Linked DNA regions of Homo sapiens: region 1 is linked to region 2. The links are chromatin contacts, found by Hi-C or POLR2A ChIA-PET in ENCODE. All regions are on one chromosome and are shown on one strand. Each heading gives the region's core, a stretch centred on a gene start or an enhancer-like site at or near the end of the contact. The rest is flanking DNA. Distances are from core to core; before and after follow the strand shown.

Region 1 (5,038 bases), core at 51-2,550, 86 kb before region 2:
TCTTGGGTCCTCTTCAGAATCTATAATGACATCTTCTACTGCCTCTTCCTCTTATAATTAAAAATTTAATTTAATTTACCTTAAGCACCAATGTTCAAGGGAAATTTCTTATTAAATTTTATTGTACTTCTTATTTTCCAAATGTATAGCAACTTTTACCTCACTTTATATGAATGAATTTGGATATTGCTTCAAACTTCTTTCTTAAGCTCAAATACCTCTTTGGAGTTTATGTGCATAAAGTATGGGATAGAGTCATAAAAGCAGCTTTATTTCTATGTAGTTGATTGATTGGTAGAAGAAGTTTATTGCACTGCAGTCAGCATTATAAGCGTTACTGGACTATATTGCACTTAAATGCTTTCTCTGTGTGGGCTCTTTTATGTCTTTATGTATTTAATTTTATTTATTGCATTTCAGCTTTCTACTCCATGGCATGTCGATTTACAATATAGACTGTTGACTTATTTTAATATAAATTTAATAAATTTTAATAAAATTTTGTTATATATTTGGACATGGGATGTGAAAAACTTTTGTAGTGACAAACACTATTTCTGTTTTTGCCAAAACAGAGATAGTTTTGACAAAGTGACATAATCCCTATTTTACAGACTTTATTTATGATGGATATTTAATAAGTTTTACTAACTTTTCGAAAAATTTTCAGAGTGATAAATTTTCACAGAAAGTAGGGGTAAAAGCTTCTGTTCAACTCTGTCCCTGACTCAGATCGCCTCTAGCTTTTGCTTTCCTGTAGCAGAATTGAGAAAGGTGGGACCCCAGAAATCCTGGTCTTAGAAGAGCTGTGACCTCTCCCTAAAGAAAGAATGCGCTCTATAAACGAATACAGCTTACCACTCTACATTTACTATACAGTAGGGAATATGAGAAAATATAATAATAACTATAGTGCTTTAAGATTAAATGTGAGCTTAACCTTAATTAATATTTACAATATTTAAGTACTGGAGTTTTCTTAAAGCCACTCATTTGTTTCCATAGATTTCACTTTTTTCTTTTATACACCATATTTTATGTGTTTATGCATTTTTAACTTGTATAAATGGCATGATAGTTTAGACCTTTTATTTTCTTTTTTCTTTTGCTTAAACTATGTTTTTAAGATCTTTCCATGTTTATTTGTATTTCTAGTTCATTGCTTCTAAGCAAGGCATAATATTTTATGGTATGCATTTACCATACTTTACTTATGTGTTTTTAGGCAACCGTGTGAGTGATTCTTTCTGGATATACTCTGGAGACGAATTACTAGGTCATTGGTTACACCACTCTGATTTTTACTAAATACTGCCAGATTGTTCTCCAGAATGACTGTGCTAATTTCATTTCTACATTTTGGCTAACTCTTGGTATTACTCAACTTCTAATTTTTGTGACTCTGATGGATATAAAGGGGTATTTTAATTTGAACTTTTTTCTAGTATTAGGTTGAGCAATTCTTCAATATTTGTTCAGCTATTTGCATTCCAATCTGAATTCCTCTTCCTGTCTTTTGCTCATTTTTTTTTTTTCTATCAGGCTTCCAGTCTTTTCCTTGACTTCTTGTAAGAAACTCTTTTGGGGTGCCAATATTAATTCCTAATTAACTCTTGGTTTTGAAAAGTTCTTCCACCCTCCTGGTCTGTCAACCATTAGTCTATGGTAATTTTGACAAACAGAAATTCTAAATTTTGGTTTAATCTTTGCCCTACTGGCCTTTTTGGATCTTAACAAGTCCTTCTTCATTCCAAAGTCACAAAGATTTTTACCCATAATTGCTTTTATTAGCTTCATATTTCCTCCACTAATTTTTCCCATGAAAACTTTATTTTACTAAACTTTAGAGACTATTACATTCTCTCCTCAGAATTCAAATCTGAACACCTACATGATGTAGTAAACCAGCATTTGGGCGGAAAGTAATACGTGACAGGAAACCAGTTTTTCAGGTTTAACCTAAGTTTAGATTAAAAAAACTGGAGTCTGAGGGAGATTTTTTGAATATGTCTGCATAATTCTTTAAACAGGAAGGAAAAAATTGTAAGTGCTCATACCTCTTGACCTGATTCTGTGCCAGTAGCCTGGAGGCAGAAGTAGGTATTTAGTGCATTCAAACAGGTAGCCTTAGAGCAGAGAGATAAATGTTTGTATTTTCTTGGATAATGGAAATACCTTTATGTAGCAGGAGTTTACGTGCATTCCCTGTTGTGTGAATAACAATTTTATTTTTAAACATTTCCATTCCATTCTAGCCCCCTTTCCTTGTGTGCCTTTCACATAACAACTATATATTTTTGAGTTGTTGCAGTGTTAAAGTGGTAGCTTCATGGAAACTCTGAGCATATTTTTTTGCTCCACATTTTTATTTTTTGTGCATTTGTTGTCTCTTTAAGTTCTTAAATTAACCTAACTTATAAATCGAGTCCTATTAGTCTCCATTTATTTTCTATTGCCTGAAATTTGTGTCAAAAAACTCAGAGGATACAGCCCCAGAGGAAACAACCTATTTCCCAATTTTAGATGTTAATTCATTACTAAGCTTCTTGGATCTTAATTTTAATTTTATATTATATTTTGTTGTTTGATCCTACATCTCACCTTAAAAATGTGGTCTGGGAAGAGTGATTACTGGGGGTATTAGCCTATGCCCTGAAGAAAGTATCAAGAATTTATACATACATCGAAAACTTTCACAGTTGATTTGACCATTGTCTTCTGGGGAGTTTGATTCTTTCATGCACCTGCCATTCCTGATATAGCCAGAGCTAAGTAAGCAGAGCCAAGGGAGAGGACTAGAGGGTACTGACATAGCAACCTCCCTAGCCAGCTGTGTGATCACCCCCTTAATCTACAGTCATTTTCCAGCTGTGAGGAAGAAGCTCTACAGCAGCTGCTCAGCACAAAGTGCTCACGTCCAGACTGGCTTAGGCAGGTGGCCGCTTTACTCATCTTCCCTTTTATTTTTTCCTTTTGTAAGCACGGATGTGTGCTCAGATGTGAGGCAGTTGTTCAAAGAACATCCTGGGATGAAAAGCAACTTTCATGCCATTATTAGGACTGAATCTTCAGATTTCATTAATTTAGTAAATATTAATGGCATCACTCAAAAGAAGTGCCCAATACTTACTTGGGTATTTTCTCATAAGGTTACTGTTAGCAAGACTCAAAATTAAATTTTCAAAATATAACTATTCTTATTTTTAAATATACATTTTATGATAATCCTCCTCCTGCCAGGGCTGGCCCTCTAACTAACTTGTATAATTTAAAGGATATAAAAAGGCCATTCTGCTCCTAAATAGTTCACTAGCTTGCTATGAAACCTGAAGTTCCTCCTGAGAGGCACTCTTTTGGTTAAGGCATTTTTTCTAGCCCAATGCACAGGCCCCAATTCTCTTGCAACATAGCAATTATATTGCAACCCTGCTATGGGAGAGCACCATGATGTGAACCGAGGATGGGAAAGGGCATAGGATACGGCTCCTGCCCTTGAGAGGTTTACAGTCTGTTTGGAAAGGCAGGGGACATATATTGAAGGTAAAATAACAAGGCAAGGGAGCATCTATGTAGATCACTACATTTACCTATGTAAATCATTTACATGTATAGGACTTAAAAAATGCTCTGAGGGCTGCTCTTCAGGGAAGGGCTTATGGATGACTGGGTGCTAGAGCCTGATCCTGAAAGAAGGTGGAGTTTGGAAAAGCAGAGAGACAATAACAAATATCCTAGACCAGGAATAAAGAAAGAGAGGATGTGTTCTGGAGCCAGGGAACAGAGTATGGTGATTGGAATGAATGAGTTCATTTAAGAGGTTGAGGACAATGAGATGCCGCGGTTGATGACAAGAGTTTGTGTGACAAGATCCAGTGAGTGGATATTTTTTGACATTGATTTTAGATGTAACATATGAAAAGCCTGACTTAAAAAGTATGTACAAACCAGGCACAGTGGCTCACGCCTGTAATCCCAGCACTTTGGGAGGTTGAGGCAGGTGGATCACCTGAGGTCAGGAATTCAAGACCAGCCTGGCCAACATGGTGAAACCCCATCTCTACTAAAAAGACAAAAACTAGCCAGGCATGGTGGTGGATGCCTGTAATCCCAGCTACTCAGGAGGCTGAGGCAGGAGAATCACTTGAACCCGGGAGATGGAGGTTGCAGTGAGCTGAGATCACGCCATTGCACTCCAGCCTGGGCAACAAGAGTGAAAACTCCGTTTCAAAAAAAAAAAAAGTACATGCAAATCACAGTTACTTTATTATTTGAGTCTCAAAAAGAATTAACAAAGGCTGGATGACAACGAGGTATCCTCCTAAACCAAATGGTGAACTCATAAAATCTGTTTGATTCCCTGTCATCTTTTTTTCAGAAACCTGATTTATTTTTCTCCTTGCTATCTGCTTTCCTTTCTACTGGAAATGATCTGAATGCCTTTGGGATTGGCCCATTGTCTGGCTATCCATGGTTACCTCATCAGAATATTTTAGGAAACAAATAAACCCGCTATTCCTGCCATCACTGGATATTCAAATACCTTTACTCTGTCCCTAGTACCTTCTTTCCCATACTGCCCTGTGCTTTACCTCGTCTGGCTCCTGTTTCCACTGTACTTCTCTCCTGACACATTTCACTTGGCCAACTGAATCCTGTTACTCCTGCATCCCTAAACCCTTCGTGGAATGTTTCCTTTCCTTCTTAATCATCCTAGACACCTAGCAGTCCCTACAGTTAGAGGTTTCAGGATTGCCCATTTGAGTGAGATTACACATTCTCTCACACCACAAATGCCTTAAGGTGGGATAAGCATCCTCCGTACTTCCCAGTGTCCCATCCAGATCATCCCCCACCCCCACCACAAAAATCAAAATCCTCAGTCCTTTAAAGCTCTTTAGTTGTTTCAACCTATTTATTTATTTATTTATTGAGACGGAGTTTCACTCTTGCCGTCCAGGCTGGAGTGCAATGGCGCGATCTTGCCTCACTGAAACCTCTGCTTTATTGGTTCAAGGGATTCTCGTGCCGCTGCCTCCAG
Region 2 (4,944 bases), core at 2,385-4,884:
CATATGAGGCCAGAAATAAAAAATAAAGTAGAAAAAAAAAAACTTTTTGTATGGTTGAAATACTATCATTTAAAAACAGCCAAGATAACTTTTCAGCAATAAATATAGTTGCAAGACTATGTGCTAACTTTTGTATATCTCCATTTTTTACTAGACATTAATACATCCTACAAGGGGAAAAAGGTCTTTTAATGGAAATGCTGATATTGTCACGATATGATGTTAAAAGGAAAACCTTAAATTGAACAGAGTTTAATTGAGCAAAGAATGACTCACAAATCGGACAGCCTCCCGAGCCAGAGTAGGCTCAGAGAGACTCCAGTGCAGCCACAGGGTTAAAGATTTATGGACAGAAATAGGAAATCGATGCACAGAAAATGGAACTGAGGTACAGAAACAGTGGATTGGTTACAGCTCAGTATTTGCCTTATTTGAACATGGTTTGAACAGTTGGTCACCTTTAATTGGCCAAAATTCAGAGATTGACACAAGAATTGGTTAGTTGGTTTACATATCCAGTTAGGTATCAGTTCACTACATATGGAGAAACTTTTAGGCTGAACTTAAAATATGAAAGGAGGCAGCTTTAGGCTAACCTAGGGTTTTCTTTGTATGCCATATGATTCTGACCTGGCCTGTCATATCTTGAAAGTATTTAAAAATATTTTCAGCAAAGTGCTTATCCCACATCCTAATAGATTTGGATATTGAACTGAACAAACACCATCCCTATTTGCCACTTGAACTCCTCAGTATAGTGTTCTCATTTTATAAGATTCCTGATTTTCTAATGGCAAATTTCTGTGGGCTACACTTTCACTGGCTGCCATGGTACTAAATTTTATAATAAAAATAACTCCATGCTTTTATTTTTAGTGAAGAAGGTGATGTCCATATAATCCAAGTTCATATGGTACAGAGGAGAGAATTGAGTAAGAAATAAGAACGAAACCCATACAGCCCTTTCCTCTGATTCGATCATTAAGGCATCAAGGGAGACAGCTGAATGTGTTCTCTATATATACTCCTGAAGTATTATATGAGAACGACAGAACCTTTCACAAAAGTTTATGAAAGCAAATTTCACACTGAATTCTTTTATCATTTGAAGAGGAAGGTGTAACTTGAACATTCAAAAAAATCTACAGAGGCTGTGTTTGGGTTAAGAAAAAAAAAAAAAGAACACACTCCTGACAATCTTCTCACACCATGTTATTGAGCCCACATTTCTTCCTATTAAATGTACCCATGAGTTTTTGTAACCATTCACCCAAAAAGGTCACTTGGCATTTTAGCTCCTGAGATGGGGACACACTGGGTGGGTAATAATGGCCAGAGAAGTCAAAGGGATAAACTTAGAAGCCACTATCTCTACAACTTTAAAAACTCAAACCCTACCTCCTGTTGGGGCATAAAATTTTGAAAACCATTTGTAGACTTATCAGTGAGAGCCTGGGTATAAAAGAGGAATGATGCTTTGCAAAATCCCCCAAGACTGCCCGAGCCTTTTCATGGTAATGAAGAAATGTCAGTGGAAGTTGATGGGGCGTGTGTGCATGTGTATGGATGTGGGGGTGGATGGGGCGCGAGAGAGGGAAAGGCTGGCAGACTGAAATTTTACATCTCAAATGTCATTTGGAAATCACTTGCGTACTCCAAGCCCAAGTCCTAAACTCTTCTGCTATTAAAAATGGTCTGCAAACAGGTCAGTCTGCTGTAAAAAATTGATTTGACAACAGCATTTTTAAGTCTTTGACGGCTTGAAGTTGGCAGCATTTTCTTCCGCTCTGATGTGGTTTGAACAGAAGCATGTTTATCTGTTATTTATGTAACAGCCTGATGAAAAAATGGGGCATGTGCTTCCCTTCTATTTGTCTTCTGCATTAACCTCATTTTGAGGTCAGGTGAAAATGCTATAGGTACTGATTGCAGCACGTTATCAGCATTATTGCTTAATGTGCCATCAACCACAAGTGCAAGTGGGCTCAGGATCATCGCCGCGGTCTTCCCAGGAATCATTTATCTGGGGCTAACTCCGAAAAAATCATTTAGAATTGTGACATTTAAAAATAAAGATTAAAAGTTCTGAAAGGAGCAGAAGTCATCCACACAGGGCCCTCTTGGCACCATAAATCAAAGTTTGTTAGAGCTGCAAATTGGAAGAGCATAACACAGAGGTGCAACCCTTTGATGTGGTTATGCAACTCACTGGTCTCCACCACTTACTAGACCACTTCTATTTTTGAGTACTATTCTCACAACGTAGACTGTGATTTTTTGGCAAACAAGCACAAAATCCAGGGTTAAAAAAGATAAAATGTATCTAGCATAAAGCATCTTTTAAATGGAAATGCCAAGTTCTTTATAAATTTGAAAAATTTATTCATTACCCGGCTTCTAGGGGAGCCCCTTATTTCCATTTTTTTTGCTGGGGCTATCTGTTTCACCCCACTAGGCTTTCCAAATGGCTGTCCACAGATGCTGAGCCTTTGGTCACCTCCGAGTGGTGTTTGGAAAGAGTACTGGGGAACTGGGCTGCTTTTTGGCCTCCTTGCACACAATTCAAGTCAGAGCTTTTGATCTTAAGGTAATATAGAGCTTGGAAACAAAAAATCTGCATTTAGTTTGGAATATCTGAAAATGATAGTGGTTAGGAAAAAGGATGTTAGGCATGGTTTGTGTGCAGGCTATTATAGGTACTTCCTTTCCAAAAAGGTGATATTTAGTGCTACAAATTAGTTATCATATCAGTATTAGAAGCTTTGTTAGGAATTCCAAATAATACGCAATTGTGATTATACACAAGGTGTTTGCAAGCCCCATCTTGTAGGTATTATTAAGCCACAGAATATTTTATACATTTTAATAATTAATAGTCAAACACCTTGCTAAATACTACTCCTTTTGAGGAGAAGTAGTAGAGAAAGAATACAATTGGCTGTTTATATTTTTGTCTTATTCATAAAGAGAATAAAATTATGTAAAAGTATTTATAAGGAATTTATCATCCCAAATGCATTTTAATAGTTGTAGATAAATACTTCTGTTTTGAGAAGGCTTCAGAGCTGTAACAGAAAATGAAATAAAGGGCTCATGTGGAAAGAACTTTACAGCATGCTGCAACTTGATTGTTCACACTTCAAAGCAATTCTAAGAAAAACTGTAAATAAGGACTAGGCATAAAACTCTGCTGGCACCTGGGAATACTCAGCCCACTGCACAACAGAACAGAATCTGAATTCTGGCAAACAGCCAACCTCTGTGGATAAATCTGGAAAGGCTTAATGTACACTGAAGAACTGATGTACTCAGAAACTATGTGGGTGTACTTAGCTTCATGCCACTTAGAGAACTCATTGACTTCCCTGAATACAAAGTAGATCTGGTCATCATGTGTTACACCAGATTCTAGTACTGCTTGCAAGCCCATAATAAAACCCAGAGTTTATAGGAAGGACTCACCTTTCTCAAGAGATACTTCTCCTACTCTCTCTCCTTTTTAATGCTCATTTGGACTTATTAGACTCTCCAAAGCAGTTCTCATACACTTTAACAAGATGAAGATATACTAGGAAAGGTAATTGGGTGAGCATTACTAAGTGTGAGTCATAAATAGTGTAACAAAGGCTTTGAGTGAGTCATCTGCCTAAGTTACCATAGCTATACCCAACATAACACTGCCTTTCTCTTTGTTAAGTGGACAAACTACCATAACGTCTAACAGTATCAATAGCATGTTTTTTTGAATAGCTCATTTTTAAATATTCTCAGTTGTTTAAGTTTATGTCATATATTTTCCAGATTAAGGCTCTTTGGAACAGAAACCACTGTTATAAAGATAGGCAACAGATCACTTGCGTATTTTAAAACAAGAAATGCACAGACATTGTAGGGATTTGTTTTTTCATGATAGCCTGGTAATAAAAAAGTTTAATACAAAACCTTTCATCTTCAAAGGGATCTGAAAAACGTAATTATTCAACGCAATAGCAAATGTTAGATTTCTATTAAGTTAGCTGAATTTTCCAGTTTCTTTCCTTCCCTCAGCATACATTTTCCTATTGCTGGCTTCACCAGAAAAATAACAGCTTAAAATTTATCCCTAAGCTAAAACCCATTAAATGATTGACACAATCTTAGCTAACATGAAAAGTGACTTATATAAAACCTGGTTTGCTGTTTGGGGGCATATTCTGCTCTCAGCAAATGAATGCACATTTTTCTCCATTGATCAGTGGAAAGAAGTGAATATTCTTCAAACATGAAACTTTCTTATATAGCTAAATATCTTTTGTGCTACTATGAGTCATTCCTGAGCATGTCTTTTATTCCTTTGTGATTTTATCAAAGTTCAGATATTTTTAAAAGATCTTGGAATTTTCTAAATAGGGTTCACGTAATATATTCTCCAGCTATATACTTTTTTTTAAAAGGTATTAGAACGAATTCAGATCCTGACATACCATCTTGTGTTTCACATATGATCAGTCACCTTCTTAAGATGATAACAACTTTGACGTTGCAAATGAACACATTCCCATGTGCTTGAGGCCAAAAAGAGGCAGTCAGTGAAACTAAAAGGAATTGCCTGAATATGACTGTTATTTCTATTTGTTGCTAGGTTCTTATTGGAATCTGTGTTGGTAAATTAATTTGGGGTGCACATATCATAGGGTTGATATTCACTTTGTGTCACCAATATGGCTGTATTTCTTATTGAAATACTGAGAAATTTCTGTATAGATTAGTAGGTAGCTGTTGCTGCAGACCCTGCCAAATGTCTGTCTGTCTTTTCCTGCTGCTCTGGTCCCACACGGGGATTGTCGCTTCTTCTCCTTACTTCAGAAATTGTTAATATCTTTGCACGAGTTTTTTCTTGGGCTCTATTCCTGAGCCAAGACTAGCATCTATTCTGGTTGGTTGTTGTTTACGCTACACATATAT

The links. A loop is a pair of places that touch in the nucleus more often than their neighbours do. ChIA-PET counts read pairs that join two places held with the same protein, here RNA polymerase II (POLR2A). Pooled maps may share reads with other maps.
Region 1: a loop to region 2 is called in a map of PC-9, with 5 times the contacts of the local background. The contact joins the enhancer-like site here to the promoter of LINC01392 in region 2. A Hi-C loop is called at or near these places in 2 of 168 maps with a recorded cell type or tissue (PC-3 and PC-9) and 2 of 50 pooled maps. POLR2A ChIA-PET finds 5 or more read pairs at or near these places in 2 of 52 experiments (MCF 10A and PC-9).

Annotation. Positions count from the first base shown.
Region 1 is chr7:115,144,336-115,149,373 of GRCh38, forward strand. The region is part of intron 2 of LINC01392 (long intergenic non-protein coding RNA 1392); the gene reads right to left. Among named protein-coding and RNA genes, the nearest start is that of LINC01393, 68 kb to the left of the region's middle. Within about 2 kb of position 1,301, at least 4 of the 41 ENCODE cell types and tissues checked have a DNase peak (open chromatin) inside an H3K27ac peak, as active enhancers do; they include PC-3 and PC-9, where a contact is called at or near this core.
Region 2 is chr7:115,227,721-115,232,664 of GRCh38, forward strand. LINC01392 (long intergenic non-protein coding RNA 1392) reads right to left here and starts at 3,635. Exons shown (of 5, transcript NR_126407.1): 1 at 3,463-3,635.